Linked DNA regions of Mus musculus: region 1 is linked to region 2. A link is a loop called in an ENCODE intact Hi-C map of the cell type or tissue named here. Cell type or tissue: heart. All regions are shown on one strand. Links, peaks and the distances in the headings refer to the core of each region. The heading gives the core; the rest is flanking DNA. Region 1 overlaps Adamts3 (a disintegrin-like and metallopeptidase (reprolysin type) with thrombospondin type 1 motif, 3). Region 2 has its middle 15 kb from the start of Gm35936.

Region 1 (4,404 bases), core at 212-4,211, 450 kb before region 2:
AAACAAAACAAAACAAAAACCAAACAAACAAACAAAAAAACTAAAACCAAACTAAACCAAACCAAAACAACAACAGCAACAACAAATACATGGTGGAACTTGTGGCACTAGCTGCATATGTAGCAGAGGATGGCCTAGTTGGTCATCAATGGGAGGAGAGGTCCTAGGTCCTGTGAAGGATCCCAGTATAGGGGAATGCCAGGACCAGGAAGCAGGAATGAGAGGGTTAGGGAGCAGGGGGAAAGGGGGAAGGGATTTTCAGAGGGGAAACCAGGAAAGGGGATAACATTTGAAATGTAAATAAAAAAAATCTAATAAAAAAAAGAAAATTAAGTGGGAACTGATTTGGAAGCCTCCCCACTGCCAGCTAGATTTCACTGTGACAGAAGGTGCTATGTAGGCTTCTGGTGGAGAAAAGGCATCAATGAGCTTACCTAGTAAGGAACCATATGAAGTATAATAATGATCTTCCAGGCGACTTGTACACATTAGTACAATAGTGGTACAGCTGTTATGGCCGAAACCATTTACTCTGTGCTTGAATATAAGGACTGTGCTCCACAAAAGAGAATTTATACCTTGCAATGTAAACCCTGTCAAAAACCAATTGATGAGGAGGCCTTGGGCCCTGGGGGAGGTAACGTAATACTACTGTTCACCTAAATGGATATGACACCAAGCTACCTTCTAATTATTATGTTTATACTCATAGATAAGCACTACTCTCAGCATTACTCACATAAGCTTCTCTTTGCAATGAATAGTGAATTCAGAGACATATGATTGGTCAGGATACTGAACATAAAAGATGGTTGAGTGCTTAGCACTAAAGAAGACACTTATACCATCCTCTCTAAGGCTCAGGAAACATTATGGAAGAATGGGTGGAAAGAATTTAAGATCTGGGAAATGGGATGAAAGGCTGTGAAATGCGACTTCTGGACATGACACAGCCAGTGCAATCATAATCTCACAGTAGTTGTGACTGCCTGCATAAGTCTGAGCACATATATGATGCATAACCGTTGATAGAACAAATGGCCGATTTTTAGTATGGTAGACAGAGAATAATGGATGTAGTTCTTTCATATTAAATAATTTATGCCACAGTGCTTATTTCATATTTAGAACTTGGTGTTCATCTTGATCATGTGTTGGAGTAGATTGTCAGACTGGATGTGGCTAATATAAATAGGACACCACACACACACACACACACACACACACACACACACTTATTTTTGTTAGGGCTGAGGTATAGGAAGTAGTATTCACATAGTAAATGTTAGTGTGAGGGCAGTTGGAGCTACCCTGAACAGTAGAATTGATGAGGCTAATGGCCAAAAGTGTTCCACAACAAGGAACTTTACATCAATGATGTGTTCTCAGAATATCAAATGATAAGTTCTTTTTTTTTTCTTTTGGAAAAATTCATTTTTCCTTTTGGGGAACAGTAAAATTTTGGAACTTATCTTGACACACATTATTGGATATATTAATATATTAAACACATTTTGATTCCAAACTTTTGTTCACACACTAGTTTGCTGTCAGTAATGTATTATTTTACAAAAAAACATAACTACTTTTCTCTGTATTTTCTGGAGTGAATTTTTAGGCAACATACAATTGAACAATTCAGGCATAACGTACAGCAATTTTTAATGTTAAATGAAGATTTTTTTTTCTGTACTGAAGTACAATTTTGAACTTACTAAATATGGTATATTGTATGTTACTACTCACTCTGAACACTTAGTCTTAAATGGTTGACATATTTTATGCCTACTCATAGTCACCAGAAATCAAAGTGTGCTTATTAGTCAACTTGTTTCTCTCCTCAGAAGTCCCTATTGTCTGAAAGGAGACAGCTAATGTTGGGAAGGTGTATGTTTTGACTGAGTTCAGATACAAACAGCTGCAGGGTCAAGACAAGAGCCACCTTGTGTCCGAGATGGTGACAGGATCCTGTGCACATTATCTAGTTGCTGGCTCCAAAAAGCAGAATGCCCATTTTATCTGAGACAAAAATAAGCTCCACTAAACATCCCCATCGGCATTGTGATTATGGGGTACATATTACTTAAGCTATGCTAACGAAACTTGAATAGAAGCACTGCTTGCACATTGCCGACTAGCACAGAGGCCCACACAAGCTTCTACGGAAGGATTTCCCAAAGGCTTGGCAGAGGAACGTGATTAGATTCTGCAGCTGCACTCCTGCAGTCCTTTATGTTACCAAAGCATGGTATCAGGAGCTGGCGGGGGAACCTCAGAATGATGGCAGGTACCAAGGTTGGTGGTGTGGTTACAGAGAAGGAATATGGTCATTTTATGAGTCTAGGGTTACACAAGAACACTGGAACAACTCCAGATCAAACTAATAAAAGAGTAACAATCCTGTTATCAGGTTTAGGCTATCTTCCTGATTGCTTTAAAAAAAATATGCCTCAGAGTCTAATCCTAACACATGTAACACTTCCCATATAATTGTTGCCTACATTTCTCCTACACCATTTGCTCTGTGGGAATGCAAGTTACATTTCATTCAGATAATGTGAATGGTAAAAAAAAAAAAATCTAAATAAATAAATAGCCTAAATAAATCACATTACCTTTCCTTATGGTGACATAAAGAAATAGGAATGAAACATATTGTTTTGCAGTAGTAATAAGAAACACAGAGTGAGTCTATATAGAAATTTGGCATTCCTCATGAATGGAATACTATGTTAAAAATGAAGTCACTAGAATATCACGAGCTGCTTTTCCAAGAGTAAGTGGAGAGCCCAAGATCAGAGCCAAAAATAGATGTAAAATCCAACAGATGTCCCCTGCTAACATCAGAGTCGGAGGAAAGTCAACTTTGTCACATGAAGCCGTTAGTATTACCAGATAGTGATCTTTCCACAAACATCTTGTTTTTCATAGGGAAAGTGTCATTCCTAATAAGGTATAGTGCCAGTCTCCAAATGTATGAGGGTGCTATTGTACCAAGATATCACATACTACTGTGAAATGCCATTACCAGCAGGGAAACTGTATAACGATAGTTCAAAACCTGTATGTAGGCCAACATATGATGTCAATTCTACAGTTGCATAAAAGAATTTCTGCTTTAAAAAATATACTCTGCTTCCCTTTAATGAATATGACTGTCCAAGTCCCCCATCCCCAAAGTTTTAACTGTGAACAGTCCGTGTTTGCATTTGTTTCACTGTTACTACCCACCTTCAAGGTATAATGGACAGCATCTTTACATAGAGATTCTCTCATTGAAGTGGCAAATACAATAATGCTTGCATGGTTTGGTTTTTATACTCATTTAGCAAACAAAAATTTAAAAGTCACTTCAATATCCAAACCATAAATTGAGTTTAATGAAAAGTCATTGCGTGTCAGTTAGATTTTTTTTTCAGTTATCATTAATTTTAAAGTCCCTCTTTTCTTGAAACATTGTAAGCAGTGTGGAATTCTATTAGTTATATGGCAGAGAGGTTCAGAAAAGGGGGGTTCCTAGGTAATTTTGTCAGTAGATTATCAAGGACCCAGATCTTTCCATGTTTCTATATCCTGTACTATTTATGTATAATCTTCCTTGCCAGGTTAATTCCCTTTTAGAAGAGTGTCATCAATTCTAAAGTCAGAGTCAAGTCCAGCAGACTGCTCTTCCCTATGTGTCTTGGAGAAGGTAAGAAGGTTGACCAGAAGTTTTAGGCATAGTTAACTGTTTCAATGGCCAGAATTCAGCCTACACACAGTTAAAACCATCTCTGCTTGATAAGAATAGGTACTTCAGTCTATCTCTGGCAAAGGAGGAAAAAAAAAAAAAATCCAGCCTCGTGCCTGGGCCAGGCTTCCCTGCAGCATATGCTTAGATATGGGAGGCACCATATGCAAGAAAGAGGACAGGGCAATGGACCGAACAGGAAATCCACTGGGTCAGATTTTCTTTTCAGAACCTGTACTTCCTTTACCTTCTACCAGTTCTCTTATTCACAGTTTGCATTTGTACACTGTATGTTTAATTTCGTGGACTGTGGCATGTTTACCTAGATTCAGTTTTGCATTCCTTTGTCTCCTCGGTATCCTCAGAAAGTCAGTCCTTCACTGGTGAGTGCCTGTAGGTTTTTATCACTGTGTTGTATTCACCCAAGTGGCTGCCATTTCTATGCATTCTAAATGCCATGCACATAAACAATGCATCATCATCTTAGCCATCCCTAACCTCCCCCCTTGGGTTCCTCAGCATTCCCTATAAAGTTAAGTGTAAGGTAAATGATAGCTTTACATTTGCCCTAATATCACAAGGAACAGAGTTCATGCTGAAAATAGATTCATTATTTTTCTGAGATTCAACATGAAATGAAAACAGCATATTGTTATCTGCTGATCCAGCAACTC
Region 2 (4,404 bases), core at 302-4,301:
GTCAGAGGGAAAAGAACATGAACAAAATATGTTGTATGAGAAAAATTAGTTTAAAATTAATTTTAAAATTTCATTGAGAAAAAAAAGTCTCTGGTTCATGTGTTCTTCTAAAAATCTTCTTATTTGATCTTTGACCATGTAAGCATGGCTCACTTCAGCAAAAGACAAAGCTGCTGTGTACAAAGGCACTGAGATGATAAACTCTAATAACCCCCTCCTCCCTTCATAGCTGCTGGTGGACCCGGGGTTTTTAAGCAAGAAGTATTGACTTCGTTCTTTCTTTAGACACTTCACAAACTTAAACTGTACTGGAGATCAGGTCACCCCGGACAAAAGCAAGATCCCTGGATCAGAGCTGCTCCTATAACTACAACTGTCCCCAGTGGCTCAGGGCCAACCTCCTCATAGGCTACAGTCTGAGCTGTCTTCTATGCCTAGAAGCCCATAAAAAGTTCTCCATTTTTTCATCCCTAACCCCTTGACACCCACAAAATAAAGTTCTAGATTAAAAAAAAAATCTTCCATAATGACTGGCAACCACAAACCATGACTAATAGTCGTCCCATTAGATTATAATTGAGGTAAACAATTATTATCAACAAGTGAAATGTTGATATATCATAATACTTTTTTTTTTAGTGATACTCTATATAATCCAGGCTGGCATTGAACTCATGATCTTCCTGCCTCTGAACTTACAGAACCCTACCATAATGTTCCTTGTCAATGTTGAGGAAGCATACCTCGCCTGTGTTTGTGGTGACACTGGTGTAACCAAACTGCTGTACTACCAGCTGTGTAAAGAACTATTTCTGTTACCAGAAGAAATTACCAACTAGTTCAATCCTCTAACCATTCAACTCTCTCCGTGAAAACAGACGGGTATTAAACACTTCCTTCTCAGATGTGCCTAGCTCTCTACAAATTTCACTCCCTGCTCTACTCTGAGGTAAAGGGAAAAACTGGACAACAACCTCTTCAGACCCAGAATCTACTGTATTACCTAGTTTTTTCATCACAGTGATCAAAACTTAAGAGAGGAGGGGTCTATTGTGCTTCACAGTTTAGAGGAATACAGTCTCTCACAGTGGGTAAGGAACAGCGGAAGGAGCAGCTCACAGCCATGGCTGTGGGAACCTGGTAGACTGGAGGCAGAGACGGGGTCAAGCCAATACTTGGTTGGCTTTCTCCTTCCTCTCATTTTGATTCAATCCAGGATCACAGTTCATAGGATGGTACTGCCCACATTCAGGGCGGGTTGTTGTTTTGTTTTGTTTTGTTTTGTTTTTTCCTCCCCTGTTAAAGCCTTTTGGACACACCCTCAAAGGCAATTAGTAATGCCCTGTGTGATTCTTGATATAATCAAGGTAGCAATCAAAATTAACCATCCCACCAACATGTGGAAGCTGGCACACACGGAAGATTCAAGGTCCTTGTGTAATGTATATGAAGAGTCCTATAACTAGTTTACAGAAGAATGTGTACTTAACATATGAAATATAACCTTGCTCATATTTTTACGCTTAGGAGAACCACTGTGCTGAAGAAAAATGTCTTCACCTAGTGGAACAGGGTTATGTTCAGATGAAGTTAAATAAAGCAAGTTACAAGATATAATACCCCATCTGCTGGGGTTCTCTAGGGGAACAGACTCAATAGTATGAATACATACTAAAGGAGATTTACTGGACTGGCTTACACAACACAGTCTGAGTAGTCAAACATCAGTCTCACACTGGAGAGGCTGAGAATCTGGTCGTTTCCAGTCCCTGTGGCTGGATATCTCAGCAGTCACAATCTTTTACCAAAGGCCTGGGAGATTCTTTGAAAGCCGCTAGTCTTCAGTCTACATTAGAAGCTAAGTTGCTACCAGAAATTATCACCTATGTTTTGAGCTGATCTTTCTGGTTCATATAATCCAATCAAGAAAATCCTTCCCTGACGTTTCCAGCAGCTTGCCTGTTAGTTGATTTCAGGTCCTGTCAAGGTGACAACCAAGAGCAACATCCTAATATGCAAACGTCATATCACCCTAAGGTTGGTGACAACCATTCACGTTCTGTAAATGTGCCTCCAGGTTGGTGTTGAGATCAGCAGGGTCATAAGCAAAGACAGTCAGTCAGAACTCAGAGTCTTACAGCAACTTGGAATCCATAAGTAAATAATCCACAAGGATAACTAAGCTTTGTTATTCTCAGATCTAGAGCTCCTCACAGATCACCAGCAACGACCAGGAATCCAACTCGCATGCAAAAGTAAAGTCTTTCTTCAAGCTCAAGTGCAGACCCTCCAGCCTCTCCAGCACAATGGACAGTGTGGAAGGTCCTGAGCTGGTACAAGCCTTGCCTTTTTATCATAGTAGCAGAGTGAGGGACTTTCTAACATGGCAGTTACAGGATTGGTTGACATTTGGTTGGTGCACTTCTATTGTCTAGTAATGACTTCAGCTTGGTATGAACAATGGTTGCCAGCTTAGTCAATCTATTTTAAGACACTAAATACTCTCCCTTTAAGAACTGATTGGTTGTTGCTAGGAGTAGAGTGGCTATTTCCCTGCAAAATTGTGATTGTTACCAGGGCAACATGGCTCCTGGAAAAAGTTGGGGATTCTTCCAGTATCTAAGTTCATTCAGAGAGCAAGTTAATTATAAAATGGAGTCTGAAAGCAAACTGGAGTTGGTATGTTAAGCTGAGCCCTTGAAGCTGGGCCCTTCAGCTATATTGGTCTCTGATTCTTGATCTTATAGATAACAAATACCAGATAGAAATTTATACTTAGGCTTAGAAATGACTGTAAGATGTATAAAATATGTAGTCACAAAATAGCTTAAAAATTGGGGGCTGGCGAGATGGCTCCGTGGTTAAGAGCACTGACTGCTCTTCTGAAGGTCCTGAGTTCAAATCCCAGCAACCACATAGTGGCTCACAACCATCCGTAATGAGATCTGATGCCCTCTTCTGGTGTGTCTGAAGACAGCTACAGTGTACTTATGTATAATAAATAAATAAATAAATCTTTAAAAAAAAAAAAAAAAAGAATTAAGCCAAAGGTGCCTGTGGGGGGGGGGGGGAGGTGAGAAGAAGCAATTTGTCCCTTTTTTCAGAGTAAAGGCCAAAAACTTAAGAATGCCCAGCCCTACTTACACTATAGCCATGGCTTGCCTCCTTCATTTCCTCAGATATGCCCTTTCTTTGCATAGTTTGTAGGGGCATTCCCTGCTACCCTGAATTTTCTTTCCCAAGTTGTACACAGGACTACCCCATTATCCCCTTAGTGACATTGTTTGCTTCTTTTTACTTCTTATACAAGCTTCCTCTGCTAGAACAAAAGTCAAGAGCAGAGACCTTCTCCTAGTGATTCATAAATCATTCCCACACACCTAGTCACCTAGTACAGGGCCATGCTTCCTAGAGTCCTGTTCATGATGCGCTTCAGTGAGCTACAGAAAAGGCTCAGAGTAGGAGAGGAACTGGTCAGACACAGGGCTTCTATCCTGGCTTTATCCAGATACCCACCACATGCCGTGCCCCTTCTCCCCTGCCTCCACCAGGAAAGATACCCACCACATGCCGTGCTCCCTTCTCCCCTGCCTCGACGTACCAGGAAAGATAAACACTCTGAGGCCAGCCAGTCACAGAGCAAGTTCCAGAGAGAGAGAGAGAGAGAGAGAGAGAGAGAGAGAGAGAGAGAGAGAGAGAGAGAGAGAGAAACTTCTATGCAAACAAGTATGTCCTGCCTTCTCAAGTATCTGTAAAACGTATCCTTCTTTAAATACCACCCACAACACAGCAAGTATCCGTGAGCACACCACAAAGAGAGTTGTAGCCATGTCTACTGCTGCATTGCTTACAATAGGCAAGATATCAAGCCAACCTTCATGCCCATCAACAGATGGATGGATAAAGAAAATGTGGAATGTGTACACATGGAATTTTATGGATTTTTTTATCAATAAATTCATGGCACTTTCGCAAAACAGTGAAGGCAATTGAAAATCACCTTGCTAAAGGGAAGGAGCCAGACTGGGGAAGACAAATGCCACATCTTGCCTCATATGTAGAAACTTAATTTAAAAGTGTGTGTGTGTGTGTGTGTGTGTGTGTGTGTGTGTGTGTGTGTGTGTTTCCATGAGTGTTTATAGATCATGAAACTTAAAGAGGATCACAGAATGCAGAAAATATTCTCTAGGGAGGTAAATAGAGCAATGGAATAGAAGTAGTAGGAAAGCTAAAGTAGGGACTGAGGGAAGAAAGAGCAAGTGGACAGACAGGACAGACAGCAAACAGTAGAGGGAAGGGGACTGACTGAGGACAAAGCACAGTAACACACATGCACAACACCCAATACCTTGTATTGTAACCTAAATATTAAAAGAAGAGTGAAACCATAATATTTTCAGGAAA

Evidence for each region. A loop is a pair of places that touch in the nucleus more often than their neighbours do. Peaks named below come from ENCODE experiments on the same cell type or tissue, not always from the same donor. Only the 100,000 strongest peaks of a DNase experiment are listed, where the experiment ranks them.
Region 1: it touches region 2 in a loop (6-fold over the local background); 5 of 42 quality-filtered maps call a loop at or near these places.

What each region holds. Positions count from the first base shown.
Region 1 is chr5:89,725,529-89,729,932 of GRCm38, forward strand. All of the region lies in intron 4 of Adamts3 (a disintegrin-like and metallopeptidase (reprolysin type) with thrombospondin type 1 motif, 3), which reads right to left. Among named protein-coding and RNA genes, the nearest start is that of Gm25758, 100 kb to the right of the region's middle. In heart, for the core only: no CTCF peak of the experiment used is centred there; no DNase peak of the experiment used is centred there.
Region 2 is chr5:90,175,879-90,180,282 of GRCm38, forward strand. No RefSeq gene overlaps it. Among named protein-coding and RNA genes, the nearest start is that of Gm35936, 15 kb to the right of the region's middle. In heart, for the core only: no CTCF peak of the experiment used is centred there; a DNase peak (open chromatin) is centred at 2,483.